Regions from separate parts of the Homo sapiens genome. Here region 1 is linked to region 2. Evidence: chromatin loops called from intact Hi-C (ENCODE). Cell type or tissue: Calu3. All regions are shown on one strand. Links, peaks and the distances in the headings refer to the core of each region. The heading gives the core; the rest is flanking DNA. Region 1 has its middle 7.6 kb from the start of CBR4-DT. Region 2 holds the start of LOC105377527 (a long non-coding RNA gene).

Region 1 (8,338 bases), core at 144-8,143, 52 kb after region 2:
GGTTTAGCATAATCTGACCTATGCTTAATCTCTTTTCCTCATCTTATAGTTTTCTATTCCCTTCTTTCTCAAGCTTCAGGCACATTACTGAGGTTCAGTTTCTGGAATAGTTTCCATCTGGGTCATTATGTAGCCAGGTGCCTAGACCTCTCTTCTCCACATTTAACAGCTCCTGCCCCACAGCTTTCTTCACCTGATTAACCCTTTCTCATTCACCAAGACTCAACTTAAGTGGAACTTCCTAGGGAGTTTCTCCTGATTGCCCAGGCTAGGCTAATTGCCCATTATTCATTTCTACGGCCCCTCCACCTGCACTTTCTTTTCTTAACATTTTTCATAACTATAATCACTTGTTCAGCACACATCTTGCAGCATGAGGGGAATAACTGCGGTTCACTGCTGTCTTCCTTGGCTCTGCCACAGTGAAGGGAGTGCAACACATTCTCACCATGCATCCGTGGGCTCAGGTCTTCAGATATATGAATCCCCCAGATTAACAAAGACGTGCTAATTAAATATTAATTTAAATACTTGAACACAGCTGATCACATAGTTTTATTTATTATTTATTTATTTATTTATTTATTTGAGATGGAGTCTCACTCTGTCGCCCAGGCTGGGGTGTAGTGGCGCCATCTCGGCTCACTGCAACCTCCACTTCCCGGGTTCCAGCGATTCTCCTGCCTCAGCCTCCCAAGTAGTTGGGATTACAGGCGTGTGCCACCAAGCCTGGCTAATTTTTTTGTATTTTTAGTAGAGATGGGGTTTCAGCAAGTTGGCCAGGCTGGTCTCGAACGCCTAACCTCAGGTGATTCACCAGTCTTGGCCTCTCAAAGTGCTGGGATTGCAGGCGTGAGCCACTGTGTCCGGCCATCACATAGTTTTAGAGTTAGTCTTCTCCTCATTGATGTGGACCTGTGTTGTGATTTTTTTAAGCGTGAAATATCTGTAATATGAAGTATACATTTTCTGCTACTAAGTTATTCTTAGATCATGTGATGAAATTAAATATATTGATATTTTGTGGTGCGTCACAAAAAATTCCATGTCCTTGACAATGGAAACAATAGACACTGGGGACTTCTTGTGGGGGTTGGGAGGGAGAAGCGGGACAAAGGTTGAAAAACTATTGGCTGCTATGCTCACTACCTGGTGGATGGGATTATTTGTATCACAAATCTCAGCATCATGCAATATACCCATGTAACAAACCTACACATGTGCCCCCCAAATCTAAAATAAAAGTTGGACTTAATAAAAAAAGAAGAAAGAAAATTATATTTCACAACTGTATTGGTATAAAGGTGAATATATTAATATTATACATTAGACGTTTTGTCCAACCTAAAAGAAAAAATAAAAGTATTGGTTAAACACAAAAATAGGCCAGATACGGTGACTTACACCTGTAATCCCAGCCCTTTGGGAGGCCGAGGCATGCAGATCGCTTGAGTCCAGGAGTTCGAGATGTGTTTGGGCAATATAGTGAGATCCTATCTCTACAAAAAAATACAAAAAAATTAGCCAGGCATGGTGGCATGCGCCTGAGGTCCCAGCTATTTGGGAGGCTGAGATGAGAGGACTGTATGAGCCCAGGAGGTCAAGGCTACAGTGAGCCAAGATTGAGCCACTGCACTCCAGCCTGGGTGACAGAGCGAGATCCTATCTTGAATAAATAAATAAATAAATAAGACAAAAATAAAAAATAAAACAAAGCGAGAGGAAAGAAAAACATTCCATGTCTTCCCTGTGTCATCTATGCTATTGCTGTTAGGCTGGTGTGTGTTAACATCTCTTCTTCATAGATACGATGAGGATGAGACACCCCTATGGTGATTCATGTCCAATACACACTGCTTTGCATGTGTATCTATTTCTGTTGGATTCACCACTTCATCAATAGCTTCAAAACGTCTCCCAGAATTCCACATAAGTCCAGACTTGTGCTAAAAAGGAAAATGAGGATGTAATAGATGCTAACAGGGAAATACGCTTTATTATGTTATTCTGAGGACTGGAACTTTAGAAATATATTTGAGGATAATCTTTTACAAATAAATAAACTTGTTCAGGTTGAACCCTCAGACCTCAGATATATATTTTTAATACATTGATTTGAAAGAAATGGAAGTTAGAAGCCAGAATTTATTGATTTATTTACTTTTATTATTATTATTTTTTTGAGATGGAGTCTTGCTCTGTTACCCAGGCTGGAGTGCGGTGGTGCGATCTCAGCTTACTGCAACCTCCGCCTCCTGGGTTCAAGTGATTCTCCTGCCTCAGCCTCCTGAGTAGCTGGGATTACAGGCACGTGCCCCATGCCCGGCTAATTTTTGTATTTTTTTGTAGAGACAAGGTTTCACCATGTTGGACAGGATGGTCTCAAACTCCTGACCTGAAGTGACCCACCCACCTCGGCCTCCCAAAGTGCTGGGCTTATAGTCATGAGCCACCATGCCAGACCCAGAATTGTGACTGACATATTTTGTGTGAGATACAAGAAGTAAGGAATATCAGAAGAAAAACAAAAACAGAAGAAAATGTTTTCTGACCTGAGAAACCAGAATAATAATATAAGGCAAGTCTCTCAATAGTGATGGCTAAACTATGGCTGTCTGATGCATAAGTCCAGAATGCCTATTTCCTATTGAAAGGAGGTGCTACTAATTATTAATAATTGTAAGGCGATGGCATCGTGCTAAGTATTTTATATAGGATCAACCTATCTTATGGCTGTCAATAACCTCATGCCAGTATTATTTTCCCTATTTTTTGCATAAAGAAATCTTAACCCAGAGAGTTTAATAACTTGCCCAAGATTACACAGCTTGTGGTAGAGCCAGAATTCAAATTCAGTAGACTAAACCCAGAGTTATATATGATGCTATATTGCCAGTTTTATATATATTTATGGAATTTTGCCTGAAACAGTTAGAGTGTATGTTGTGAATGAAAAGTATTCATGTTGTCATCTGTCACTTTTTTTATTTTTGGAGACAGGGGGTCTCTGTCTGTCACCCAGGCTAGAGTGCTGTGGCATGGTCACAGCTGACTGCAGCCTAGACCTCTTGGGCTCAAGCAATCCTCCCACCTTAGTCTCCCAAGGAGCTAGGACCACAGGCACGCACCACTACACACAGATAATTTTTCAATTTTAATTTTGTAGACACAGGGTCTTTCTGTGTTGCCCAGGCTGGTCTCAAACTCCTGAGCTCAAGTGATCTTCCCACCTTGGCCTCCTGAAGTGTTGGGATTACAGGCGTGAGCCATGGTGCCAGGCCTCTGTCACCTTCTAAGCCAATTCTTTTCAACTGATTTATTCCATCTCTATTTAGTAGAAGGGAAAAAGGATACATTCCATAGTTTTGGTTAAGGATCATCTACTTTATACTCATTTATTTAAAATTATTGTGGTTTAATGGCTAGCCTAGTAAATTAGCCAAATAAATTAATATGTCATTTTTAAAAATAAGGTGAATTTTGGCCCATTTTTTCCCACTCATAGGTTATATAGGGACCCATAAATATGTACTCCTCAACTCAGTAAGTTAAGCAAATTATGAGTATTACTTGCCAGAGGGGACTGATTCATATTCCTTATAGGATTGGTGTCTGTTTCACTTCTTAAAAATTCGTATCTCTCTCCTCATACATTATCACCTCCTCTTCCATTTCTCTTCATATTATTATATGTTGGGTGCTGGTTCTGGGACTCACTACTGGTTACTTGGAACAAAACATTTACAGATTTCATGGGGCATTGAGCTCAGCTAATAATATTTGAAAAAGAGAAAAAGGCAGTAGTCTGTTAAGGAGACTAAATGGTGTACATGTTGCATTTAAAACAGAGCTTATTTTGAGCAAAGATCCCCTAGGGGGATGCTGCTTGTATGGTGTATCTGATCTGCTGGGGAGCACATGCCCAGCCAAGCCTCCTTTAATAAGGCCGCCCACACTGAGCCCCTGTGGCAATGGTGCTTGGCTGCGGGTGCACCTTCCGCCTTTGAGCACCCCACTCACTCACATGGCAACCTGCCTCCCCCGAGAACTGCTCTCCACAGGCGCTAATCTATCCCCTCATTAACAACCAATCCAATTCTCTGTCTTGAACAAAGGGAGTCAGAGTTTAATCCCTTGAACTGAAAAGTCCTATGGGGCTCAGCCATTTTCAACTGTGTGATTAGTAAATAAAGTGGGTCTGCAGGAAGGAGAAATTTAAAACAGAGGACAGCAGAGAAGGGGGCTCTTACGGCCTCAGAGAGCATTAAGGGGGCAGAGGGATGTGCTGCTGTGGTCCCTGGGGCTCCCAATGAGGCCCATCTCTAGTTCCACGGGGTCCCAGCTTGCTTTTTGTTGATGTCATATTCTGCATCATAAACACATATTTGAATTGCTTTCGAGGGCTTCTCTTTCTTGCAGCCAAAAAAGAATCTCAACTACAATTACAACTATCTAAAGTCAGTTTCCAGATTTGGATTTATGTGTATATGGTACATTTTCAGGATTCCTGGGAAGATGAGGGAGAGACAATATCATGTAGTGGTTGGGGAGAAGGCTCTGTAGCGAGACTGCTTGAGTAGAAATTCTACAAGTTCTGCCACTTACTAGTTGTGTGATCTTGGACAATCTAACATCTCTGTGCTTTGGCTTCCTTGTTTGCAAACACAAGGGTAGCAATATTTTTCTACATCATAGTTTGCTGTGAGAATTAAACACAAGTAGACAGTGTACTTGGCACATAGCATTTAAGTTATCCAATGAGCATTTGCTGTTATCTTGGTAAGGGCTTACTTTTGTTTTTTGTTGTTGTTGTTGTTGTTGTTGTTGTTTTTTGAGACAGAGTTTCACTGTTGCTGCCCAGGCTGGAGTGCAATGGTGCAATCTTGGCTCACCGCAACCTCAGCCTCCCGGGTTCAAACGATTCTCCTGCCTCAGCCTCCCGAGTAGTTGGGATTACAGGCATGTGAAACCCGGCTAATTTTGTATTTTTAGTAGAGACAGGGTTTCTCCATGTTGGTGAGGCTGGTCTCGAACTCTGGACCTCAAGTGATCCACCCGCTCTGGCCTCCCAAAGTGCTGGGATTACAGGCGTGAGCCACCGTGTCTGGCCAGTAAGGGCTTACTTTTACACACCCACCCACCCACCTACACACTCTCACAAACACATGTATACACATACATATAATAATGCATACATACCTATAATGTATACCTATAATAAAATATACACATGTGTATATATGTATACATATATAGATGTCTACACACACACATGCCCCCCTGCCTATTTGGCCTGAGCCTGAAGCTCTATGTTCCTATAGCACTTCATTCACATTTACAGCCTTTATCACACTGTATCGTAATCTGCTTATTTGTCTGTTTCTCTCAACACATGTGAGCTCCACAATTCAGGTAATTGCCTTCTTTGCCCTCTTATCCCCAGAGCTTTACATCTGATACTGGGGATGTTCCTGAGCTCGCAGTAGATTCATATTGTTGGACAGGTAGATGCTAGATGATATTTCCCTGTTAGATTGTCATCCCTTTAGCTTAACACTTGGCTCTCGGCTCAATTTACATGTCCCTAGGTGACATAACACTTTATGCTGTTACATTATTTACCACCTAGAGGGAATGAATTTCCAAGTCCTCCCTGAAAGTAAGCTTTGGCAAGAAGATAGGAGAGGACCTCGAGGGGTCTGGATGCTGCAGGCCATGGGCAAGTGACGAGGATGAGATTCACAATCTTCCTGTTTCTGCTCTGGAATAGGTCTCATAGTAACAACCTCTCCCCAACTCAACTCACACAATCAGCAGTGGCTGTGTGATATTACTTAGCAGCACTTTGCAGCTTGCCTGTAGTAGAGAAGAAAGTAAACAGTCACATTGTATCTGCTGGGACTGCCATAAAAAAATACCACAGACTGGGTGGTTTCGACACCAGAAATTAATTTTCTCACAGTTCTGGAGCCTGAAAGTCTGAGATCAAGGTGCAATCGTGTTGGTTTCTGGTGAGGCTTCTCTTCCGGGCTTGCAGATAGCTGCCTTCTCACTGTGTCCTCACATGGCCTTGTACAGGGAGGCAACAGAGAGAGAGAGAGACAGAGAGAGAGAGAGAGAGAGAGAGAGAGAGAGAGAGAGAGAGAGAGAGATTCCCAGCACAAGCTCTCTGGTGTCCTATTGGATTAGAGCCCTACCCTTAGAACCTCATTTAATCTTAATTATCTCCCTAAGGGCACTATCTCCAAATACAGCCACATTGGAGGTTAGGACTTGAACATATGAATATGGCAGGAGAGGGGGGAGCGGGGAGGGACACGATTCAGTCAATAACATACATTAATCCCAAGTGGAGGCTTATTTTAATTAAGTTTTGTGTATGGCCCAAGTTTTCTACTCTGCATAACTGTTTAATCAAAATCCAAACTGAGAGATGGGTCTCTGTAGCCTGTAGATGAGAAACAAAAAGCAGTGATCCTTAAAATGAGATCCCTACAGGCACACGGGTGCCTTCTGGAAATGCAGAAGCCATTACCTGCAAGTCAGTTTCAAATGTTAAACCATACAGTATCGATTCTGGCTTTCCCAGGTGACTTGCAAGAGTGAGAACGTCTTTCAGAGCCCAAGTGCAGTGAAGGCTGCCAGGCCCGTGCCTCTGATACAGATCTAGGAGTCTGAGTAGCCGCAGGGCCTGGATGGGAAAGGCTCACTTAAGTCTGGGAAATGCAGCAGGTGAGTTGAGAGCCACGTGAGACTATGCAGCCAGAAGGATAGAGGGGGGAAGGCCCTGAAACAAAGAGATGGAAATGGAATAGTGAGAGGCTGGGGTCAGAGGATTGAGGCCAGTCTTAAAACTAATTTCAGGAACACTGAGTTCTCCTCTTCTATGTGGCTTGGCAGGCGTGCTGCATTTGGGGCCTGATTTTAAGTATCCAGAGCTGGCTTTATACCATTATAAAATTTTTGGCTGGGAAAAAAAAAAGAGTTTCATAAAATTTCAGGCATTATGCTCTCCCATGGTACTTCCTGGTGAAATGTCCAACCTGTGATCTCATCTAGGCGTAATACTAACTCTACTTTGACTAACAATCTCTTTCATTATTAAGGGTGAATTTTTAATTCAGAATTTTATTCTTCATGTATAAATTATGTTATCACCTAGTTGGCTTTGTAACATAATGAATGGATAGTAGCTGTAGTTATCATTCTTTGCAATCTTTCTTTGTTATTATTCATTTACTTTATAGAACATTATGTCCTGAAAGAAGAAGCCTTCTCTGACCCCAGGCCTCCATATTGGATCAATGCCCCTAGTTATGATCCCTCCTAGCAGCCTGTACTTCTCCTTTATAGTTCTTCCCACCATTGGAATTAAATAGTGATGGCATGATTAATTGTTTAATGTCTGTCTTCCTTGCCAGATTATTTTCCCAACGAAAACAGGCACCAGGTCTATCTTAATCATAGCTGTATCGACACTGGTTCTTGCTTATAGCAATAAATTCCTTTTAAGTGAGTTATTTCATTCACTCATTGATTCATTTGTTAACTCATTTATTTAGCATTCACAAGCCCTAGGAACTGTGCTACAAACAGGGAAACAAAAACCAATGTGATCATTTCTGGATTCAAAGAGTTGGCAATTAAAAACAGAAAGTTTTTAACCATTTTATTTTATTTTTTATGTTTTTTTAAAAAAGATGAGGTCTCACCATGTTGCCCAGGCTGGTCTCAAATGCCTGGGCTCAAGTGATCCTGCCGCCTCCATCTCCCAAAATGCTGGGATTACAGGCGTGAGCCACTACACCTGGCACTTAACCATTTTAGGTGAAAGTTCCCCTTGAGAACCCAGTGAAGGAAGTGGACCCTCTTTCAAGAAGCTACTCATCTAAAAAGCACATGAGATTTTGTATTCAGCTTGGTAGGTTCACAGATCCTTGAGAATCTATTCACTATCTTCCTAAAATTATGTGGATTCTGACGTCACAGTAACTCCATGAAATACAGACTTGAAGACACATACAAGGTAAGAGGACGGGTAAAGAAGGACATCAGCATGTCCTCCTTTGGGTCAGGAGAAGCTTCCATTGCAAGAGATGTTTGAGCCACATTTTGAATGATAAATCAGATGTTACCAGGGAAAGCAGTGGGAGCATTCGAGGTTGAGAAGACAGTGTTTGGAGAAGCATGGATGTGTAGAAGTTGGAATGGTATTTAGGGAGTAGAATCAGCAGGACTTTGTGACTGATTGGATGTGGGATGTTGAGAGAGGGAAGGAATAAACTCCATGCTTCTGCCTTAGGCAACTGAGTGCCAGGTTTAGGTCTCGGTGGGCAGC
Region 2 (8,338 bases), core at 74-8,073:
TCTTCTTTTTTTTTTCTTTTTCTTTCCTTGTTTTTTTTTTTTTTTTTTGGCAGGTAACCTTCTGAGCTAGAGTAGGCTCAGAGACTCCCTCATCTGTTGAAATCGAATCTCCAATGTTTTGCCTTTAAGAGGTGGGGCTGTTGGGTCATGAGGGCAGAACCCTCGTGAATGGGAATAATCCCGCCATAAAAGAGGCCTGAGGGAGTTTGCTTGCCCCTTTCCTCCTTCCACCATGTGAGAATGCAGCAAGAAGGTGCCCTGTATGAAGCAGAGGGCCCTCACCAGGCACCGAATCCGGTGGCACCTTGATGTTGAACTTCTCGGCCTTCAGAACTGTGAGCAATAAAATTCCGCACTTTTTTTCTTTTTGAGATTGAGTCTCGCTCTGTCATCCAGGCTGGAGTGCAGTGGTGCAGTCTCCGACTCACTGCAACCTCCGCCTCCCAGGTTCAAACTATTCTCCTGCTTCAGCCTCCAGATTAGCTGGGATTGCAAACTCCACCTCCCAGGTTCAAACTATTCTCCAGCTTCAGCCTCCAGAGTAGCTGGGATTACAGGCACCTGCCACCACACCCAGCTAATTTCTGTATTTTTAGTAGAGATGGGGTTTCACCATGTTGGCCAGGCTGATCTTGAACTGCTGACCTCAAGTGATCTGCCCACCTCAGGCTCCCAAAGTGCTGGGATTATAGGGGTGAGCCACCGCGCCCGGCCACATTCTGCTTTTTATAAATTACCCAGTCTAAGGTATTTTGTTACAGCAGCCCAAATGGACTAAGACAGTGTATTTAGACTGGAGGGCATGGGGTTTGGGTTTAGATATTTGAAATTGCAGAGAGATGGGCTATGCCTCGCCTTTGTCTGCAGGTCTAGGACAGGTTCTGAGGAATGTCTGTAGTGTCAACTGGACAATGCAATATTCAAACATAACACAGAAAATGGAATTCCTTAACTCTTGCTCTGCTTCTGTCTTCTCAAAAAAGAACATTTTTCAAATCAAAAAGAACAAATCAAACCTATGAGGAGATGGTATGAGAATATTTTCATAGTAAAGAAAATGGAAAGAATTTGTGGAGGTGATTGGGAAATCTTTTGGATGATCTCTAGGAATTATGAAAAATAACCGAGCCACAGAGATGGGAAATACGTAATTCTAATTTTCAAAAAGAAAAAGAAGGTGGGTTCTATGACCTATAGATCAGTAAGCTTGAGATTGATTCTTGGTGAGAGTGTTGAAGAGAATGCTAGAAGGTGGTTTCTGAGCTCTTAGAAACCAGCAGGCAGTGATTATAGTCAGCCCCATGTCACTAAAAGCAAATTGTGTTAGCCTGATTCCATCTCCTTTTCTGATAGGATTACTCCACTGGCAAACTTAGAGATACAAGATGGATATGGTCCCTCTACACTTCAGAAAGGAAACTGACATAGTTGCTTGGGTGCCCTGGGGATAAGGTACAGAGGCAGAGTATCACTCGCAGCTTTTAGGTCACAAAGAACAGAAACAAATTCTAGTGAGTTTAAACAGAAAAGGGATTTTATTCAAGGATATAGGGAAGTTTACCAGCTGTCCAGAAGGGCCAGACAATCAGGCTCAGATATCCTACATCTGATGTGATTTATGGATTTTTGGATGCAGAGCCGCATCCACAATCACAGCCCTGGTCTTTGGAGGGCATGACAGCTTGTCAACATCGGCATGAACACCAAGGTTTGCCCTGCTGACACGGCTAACACTAACCCTGGTGTCCTGAAAAGGGTATAAAGCTGTCCCCATCCTCTGCCAAAACAGAGTCCTTAAAGTCCCAACGTTTTTGCCTCTCCAGCTCCTGAGTCAAAGTTCAGCCCAATGCCTCTGTTTGGTGGAGCCCAGATCATATGCCCACACCTTAGCTATGGAGGGAGCTGGGAAAGCCAGATGCTGACCTGTTTCACTTCTCATGGGAGGAGGTGGTCTCTGCCTTCTGACAGACTCGCAAAGTAGGGAATTCTCCCACGCAGAAAGTGGGGTCAGATGATGAGCTGCCGTAAAGAATGGCTAATGTTGTCCTCACAGGGGTTGAGGGATAGGGTAATTGTGCTGGTTTTTAACGGGTTGAAGGATCATAGCCAAAGCTTGCTAATTAATTGATTCTTTTTAATCCAGAGGACTGGTTTTATTGGAATACCACAGAACTCTGCATTATCGTGCCACATGAGGGTTTTTTGTTGTTGTTGTGTTTTTTTGTTTTTGTTTTTGTTTTATCAGTGGCTTGGCCAAAGACCAAAAATAAACTTGTTGTATTTGCAGGTGACACAGAGAATGAGTGGAATACTAATACATTGAAGGGCAAAATCAAAACCCCAGAAGATCTCTAAAAGTCTGAATGAATCAGCCCATATTACAAGATAAAGTCCATAATGGTAAACGGAAGGCTCTGGTCTTGGTTTACAAAATCCAACCACTCAAATATGTAGTTGCTGGTAAGAAAAAAAGCCATAATTTCATGTGGTTGCCAAGAAAGCTCATTAAATCCTTGGCTGCATTAATAGATGTATGGTATTTCCAACAAAGCCTTCTGCCTCATTCTGCACTGGAGAGACCACAGCTGAGCCCTGTGCCAAGCTATGTGCACCACAGTTTTCAAAGGGCTCGACGAGTTGGAGGCTGTTCAGAGGGGAGCAGCGGGGTGGTAGACACTCTCAGCCCCTTCGTAGAGGAAGAATGATACCACCGCAGGAGCTCGGCCATGAAGAAGGGCCATGGGGGGAGTGATGACATAGTGGTCACCAATTTTCTACAGAGCTTTCACATGGAAGATGGGTACGATTTATCCCACGGGGTGTCAAGGCATGAAATTAGGTACAATTGATGTAAATTATAGGGAATCTTCAGTCTAAGAAAGGGTTTCCACTGGAGCAACCCAAAAGTGGATGAGTCTATGTTGGGAGGGAGCAAGTTACCTCCCTGTCACTGAAGACGTTCAGATTCGAGACTGGATGGCCAGCATCCAGGGGTGCTGTCAAGGGGCCTCAAGCTATGTTTAGTCTAAACGAACTTTCAGCCTTAAGAGTATATTTTTTTTAATGAAAACATAAGGCATTACAAAGGAGAGATGAGCCAGGTGTGGTGGCATATGCCTATGGTCTCAGCTACTCGGGAGGTGAGGTGGGAGGATCTTTTGAGCCTAGAAGATAGAGGTTGCAGTGAGCCATGATTGCACCACTGCCTGGGTGACAGAGTGAGACCCTGTCTCTAATGTTAAAAGAAAAACCACAGAGACGTTTAACTTAACAGAGTTTAATTGAGCAAAAAATTATTTGTGAATAGGGCAGCCCCTGGACCAGAATGGGTTCAGAGAAGCTCCAGCTTAGGCACATGGTGGAGGAAGATTTACGGACAGAAAAAGGAAAGGGATGTACAGGAAACAGAAGCGAGGCACAGAAAGAGCCAGGCTGGTTACTGCTGGATGATTGCCTTGTTTGTTCATGGTTTGAAGAACTGCCCGCCTTTGGCCGGAACTGGGTGATTGACACAAGAGTAGGCAGCCGTGTGTTTACACACCCTGTCAGGTGACAGTGCACTATGCATGAGCACAGCTTTAGGCAGAATGTAAACTATAAGGAGGCAGCATTGGGCTAAACTTAATTTTACACTAAATAAAGTCTAAAAAATTTAAAAGCATTTTTAAAGGTAATAGAAGTTAGCTGTGATGTGCATGTGAACATTTAAACTACATTTTTCGTTTTTTTTTTAAAAAGGAAGTTTTGTGGCCATGGGGATGCTGACAAAGATTGCTTGGGATGCACACAAGGCAGCGGCGAAGCCTGAGGGGTGCTGCCAGGCCGGGCTCTCCACTGGCCACGGTAAGAATCTTCCTGGGCCTGTTTGTTTTGGCCTCTGTGAGCATGGGCCACAATCACGGGGAAATGAATTGCTAGGAAGTCAATTCCTCTCTGAAGGAAGGACTCCAAAGAGAGCTGAGGCTGCCGTGTTTTCTGGCCGCCCACACAAGCCAACAAGCTATTCCCTGGGGGCAACCACTAATCTCTAACCAGACAACCGGTAATCTCTTATTCATTCTCCGTTGAATTCTTGGGCTACACTCAATTTATAATAGAACTTAAAGAATGTCCTCATTTTATCTAGAGGGTTTGTAATGCCTTTATTTCGATTCCTCATGAATCATTATAGTCATGGATACCTGTGAACCACAGCTTCCTTGTAGAGAGGGGAGAGGGGAATAAGTGAAATTACTCCGGAGAAAACAAACAAGGACGTTTAGCTCCAGGGCATGTGGAGAGCCACAGTCTGAGTCTCTCACTCGCATACCAGGAGATAAATAATTCAGAGGCCTAACAAAGGGAGGCGGAGTAGTCAAACTGGTTGAACACCTGGTCGGCTGCACCCAGCTAAACAGGGCTGGTGTCTGTGAGGGCTTCCTAATCATTGTGGATGACATTTAAAGACAACACTCATAGCAAATATTGCATTAGAATTTTCTGCTTCCAAGATACCAGTCAGAGTAAGGGTGGGAGAGAAATGAGGGAAAGAACAGATACCCTACTACTTATCAGATTGCCTTAGAGTACACATCATGAAAGTAATTATGATTTTCTTTTTGAGATGGAGTCTTGCTCTGTCTCCCAGGCTGGAGTGCAATGGCATGATCTCAGCTCACTGCAACCTCCATCTCCCAGGTTCAAGTGATTCTCCTGCCTCAGCCTCCTGAGTAGCTGGGACTACAGGCACCCGCCACCACGCTTGCCTAATTTTTGTATTTTTAGTAGAGAAGGGGTTTCATCACGTTGGCCAGGCTAGTCTCAAACTCCTGACCTCAGGTGATCCACCCACCTCAGCCTCCCAAAGTGTTGGGATTAAAGGTGTGAGCCACCACACCTGGCCTAATTATGATTTTTAAGATGACAACAGGGCTATCAATGTTCATGTCTTTGTGTCCTCTATAAGAGATCAATGTATCTCTTGCCTGAATACTTCCCCAGATTAGATTTCTGGAAGCTCAAAGTAGTGCTGATTGCTGTCTGGTCCTGGTCTTGCAATCACACCCCACCAAATGTAGGCAAATTGTCAGTGTACAAGGCTGCCTCTGTGGTGGGAACATTTTGGGAACATAAAAGGGAGGCAGGGATTTCTCTTTTTTTTCGAGACAGAGTCTCACTTTGTCACCCAGGCCGGAGTGCAGTGGCATGATCTCAGCTCACTGCAACCTCCACCTCCCGGGTTCGAGTGATTCTCCTGCCTTAGCCTCCTGAGTAGCTGGGACTATAGGCGCCCACCACCACGCCCAGCTAATTTTTGTATTTTTAATAGAGACGGGGGTTTCACCATGTTGGCCAGGATGGTCTTGATCTCTTGACCTCGTGATCTGCCCACTTTGGCCTCCCAAAGTGTTGGGATTACAGGCATGAGCCACCGCACCCGGCCTGAGGGCAGGTATTTCTAATGTGTAGTGGGTTTCAAGTTTACAGTGACATCTCAGAGCTGCAAAAATGAAACATTATTTCTCTATAACTGTACTCAATTTACTTATGAAGTAGTGGAAAACTCTTCATCTTGGCACTTTAGGATAACTGACACCCTTCTGGTTTCAAAGCTTCTTTAGGGTAATTCCTCAGTCAATCCAGGATTTTAATTCCATCAGGGCCACACTCCCTCATCTCCTCCTCTGGATGAGCCCCAGGTCTGTCCCATGCTTCCTGTTCTCCGGCCCCCCTTGGCCTTGGAGACATCTTGTTGCCTTGGTGGTGCGTGTCAGTCTTGGTCACTGTTGCCTTCACCATTGACCCAGTTTGTCAGCTGCTCTTAGGCAACAAAAGGAGAGGTGGCTGTTCCCTGCCGGCCAGGCCCCGTCACTGCAGTGGCAGTGCTGCTCTGGCCAAGGCTTCATTCTCTGCCACCTTCCTCACCCTCACCAGGCGCTACGGGCTCTTCCCCTGATTTCCCCACACAGGAAGGAAGTAGGGGAGACTCAGGTGGGGCGGTTCTTGGAGGCCCATTTTCAGTCCAGGTCTGCCCTGCCTGCCTTTCCGCTCTGCTTCTCTCCCCTCTCATGTTCTTGTGGTGCTGGAAGCAAGGGTTTTAGAGCAAACAAGGGCCACGTCCCTTCTGCCCTTACCCCTGTACTCTCTGTCCCCTGCCAGTGAAATGTCGGCTAAGGAGGCAGAGCCACCGCCCCCTTGGGAACAAGCACACCTCTGTCTGTATCTCTTACAACTCTTCTCTCCTCCCCCATTTCTGCTCCCCAGTTCCCTGGGTGCTGAGTCAGGAAAGCCTTTATTTCCCCCCCCTCCCCCAGTAAGCTTTTGCAGTGCCAGGAAAGCTATTTTTTTAATGCTTATTAAAAAAATTTTTTTTTCGAGACAGAGTCTCATTCTGTCGCACAGGCTGGAGTGCAGTGACGCAATCTCGGCTCACTGCAACCTCCATCTCCCAGGTTCACGCCATTCTCCTGCCTCAGCCTTCTGAGTAGCTGGGACTACAGGCGCCCGCCACCACGCCCGGCTAATTTTTTTTTGTATTTTTAGTAGAGACGGGGTTTTACCATGTTAGCCAGGATGGTTTCGATCTCCTGACCTCATGATCCTCCCACCTCGGCCTCCCAAAGTGCTGGGATTACAGGCGTGAGCCACCGTGCCCGGCCCCGGCTAATTTTTTTGTATTTTTCGTAGAGACGGGGTTTCACTGTGTTAGACAGGATGGTCTCAATCTCCTGACCTCGTGATCCGCCTACCTTGGCCTCCCAAAGTGCTGGGATTACAGGCATGAGCCACTGCGCCCGGCCAAAAAATTTTTTTTGTTTAAGGAATAGGGTCTTGCTATGCTCAGGCTGGCCTCGATCTCCTGGGCTCAAGCAATCCTCCTGCCTCAGCCTCCTAAGTAGCTGGCAATACAGATGTGTGCCACCATGCCTGGGCAGCAATTTGTATTGCTTTCTTTTATGGTGGAGAAATGACCTTGTGCCATGAGCTGCATCCTTTAGAGCAGGGTGTCCAATCTTTTGGCTTTCCTGGGCCACATTGGAAGAAGAATCGTCTTGGGCCACATATAAAATATGCTAACACTAATGATAGCTAATGAGCTAAAAAAAAAAAAAATTCAAAAAGTCTCATAATGTTTTAAGAAAGTTTATGAATTTGTGTTGGGCTGCATTCAAAGCCATCCTGGCCACAGATTGGACAAGTTGCTTTATCGTAACACCTATAAATGCTATGCTCTGTCCCCCAAGCTTTTACTATCATCTTGCTTATTTATGCCTAGTGTTCCATTATTGGAACGGTAAGCATGTGGGAGTTATTTATATCCTACTGCTCAAGGCATTTCCAAGGTCTGATTTTTCAAATTAAAAAAATTGCCACCTCAGCCATAAATGGGTTAAAACTAAGCCATTTTGAAATTCAGAACAAAACTGCCTCTCTCTCACATGACTAGCTCTTTCAAGCGACTGTGGCTTCAGATATTGTGAATTATCCATCCGCTCAGCACCTCCTGGCTGCTTTGTTCTCGCTGTTTTCACTTTCTCCTGAAGTAATGAATGCCATTGAGCCAATGGGGGCAGAGTCAATAACTTTGAAGAAAAAGAACCTCAGTTTAAAATTTCAAAATATTATTTTTAATTTTTGATAACTTATATGCCTTCACTCCAAATAAATGAAGATCAAAATATGTGAATAAAATTCAAGATGACAGGCCGGGTGTGATGGCTCACATCTGTAATCCCAGCACTTTGGGAGGCTGAGGCAGGCAGATCATGAGGTCAGGAGTTCGAGACTAGCCTGGCCAACATAGTAAAACCCCATTTCTACTAAAAATACAAAAATTAGCCAGAGTGATGGCACATGCCTGTAGTCCCAGCTACTCAGGAGGCTGAGGTGGGAGAATCGCTTGAACTCGGGAGGCAGAGGTTGCAGTGAGCCGAGACCATGCCATTGCACTCCAGCCTGGGTGACAAAAAAAAAAAAATCAAGATGACATCACTCTAGTTTGTCCCAATCCTGGTGTAGCTTGAGTAAGGAAAAGCAGATGCCCTCGTTATAGGTCTAAGTCTCGCACCAAGGTTGCTCATGTTTCTGTTTTTAAACCTTCCACAAAGAAAATCACATGTAGGTCACACTGTCCTCACTAATATCTGGTGGAGCCTCATATCATCTGGATTCCTGTTTTCACCTATAAGAACTGATAGTTTTGTTTGTTTGTTTTTGTTTTTGAGACGGGGTCTTGCTCTGTTGCCTAGGCAGGAGAAGTGCAGTGGTGTGATCATAGTTTACTGCAGCCTTGACCTCCTGGGCTCAGGCGAACCTCCCACCTCAGCATCTTGAGTAGCTGGGACTACAGGCATGCGCC

What was found. Peaks named below come from ENCODE experiments on the same cell type or tissue, not always from the same donor. Only the 100,000 strongest peaks of a DNase experiment are listed, where the experiment ranks them.
Region 1: it touches region 2 in a loop (3-fold over the local background); 6 of 110 quality-filtered maps call a loop at or near these places.

Annotation. Positions count from the first base shown.
Region 1 is chr4:169,013,866-169,022,203 of GRCh38, reverse strand. No RefSeq gene overlaps it. Among named protein-coding and RNA genes, the nearest start is that of CBR4-DT, 7.6 kb to the right of the region's middle. RefSeq lists enhancers at 3,993-4,493, 5,558-6,058. In Calu3, for the core only: no CTCF peak of the experiment used is centred there; no DNase peak of the experiment used is centred there.
Region 2 is chr4:169,066,150-169,074,487 of GRCh38, reverse strand. It overlaps LOC105377527 (a long non-coding RNA gene), which reads left to right and starts at 215. Exons shown (of 5, transcript XR_939429.3): 1 at 215-335; 2 at 2,288-2,460; 3 at 3,739-3,843. RefSeq lists enhancers at 1-454, 3,684-4,638. In Calu3, for the core only: no CTCF peak of the experiment used is centred there; DNase peaks (open chromatin) are centred at 3,497, 3,947, 4,307 and 5,847.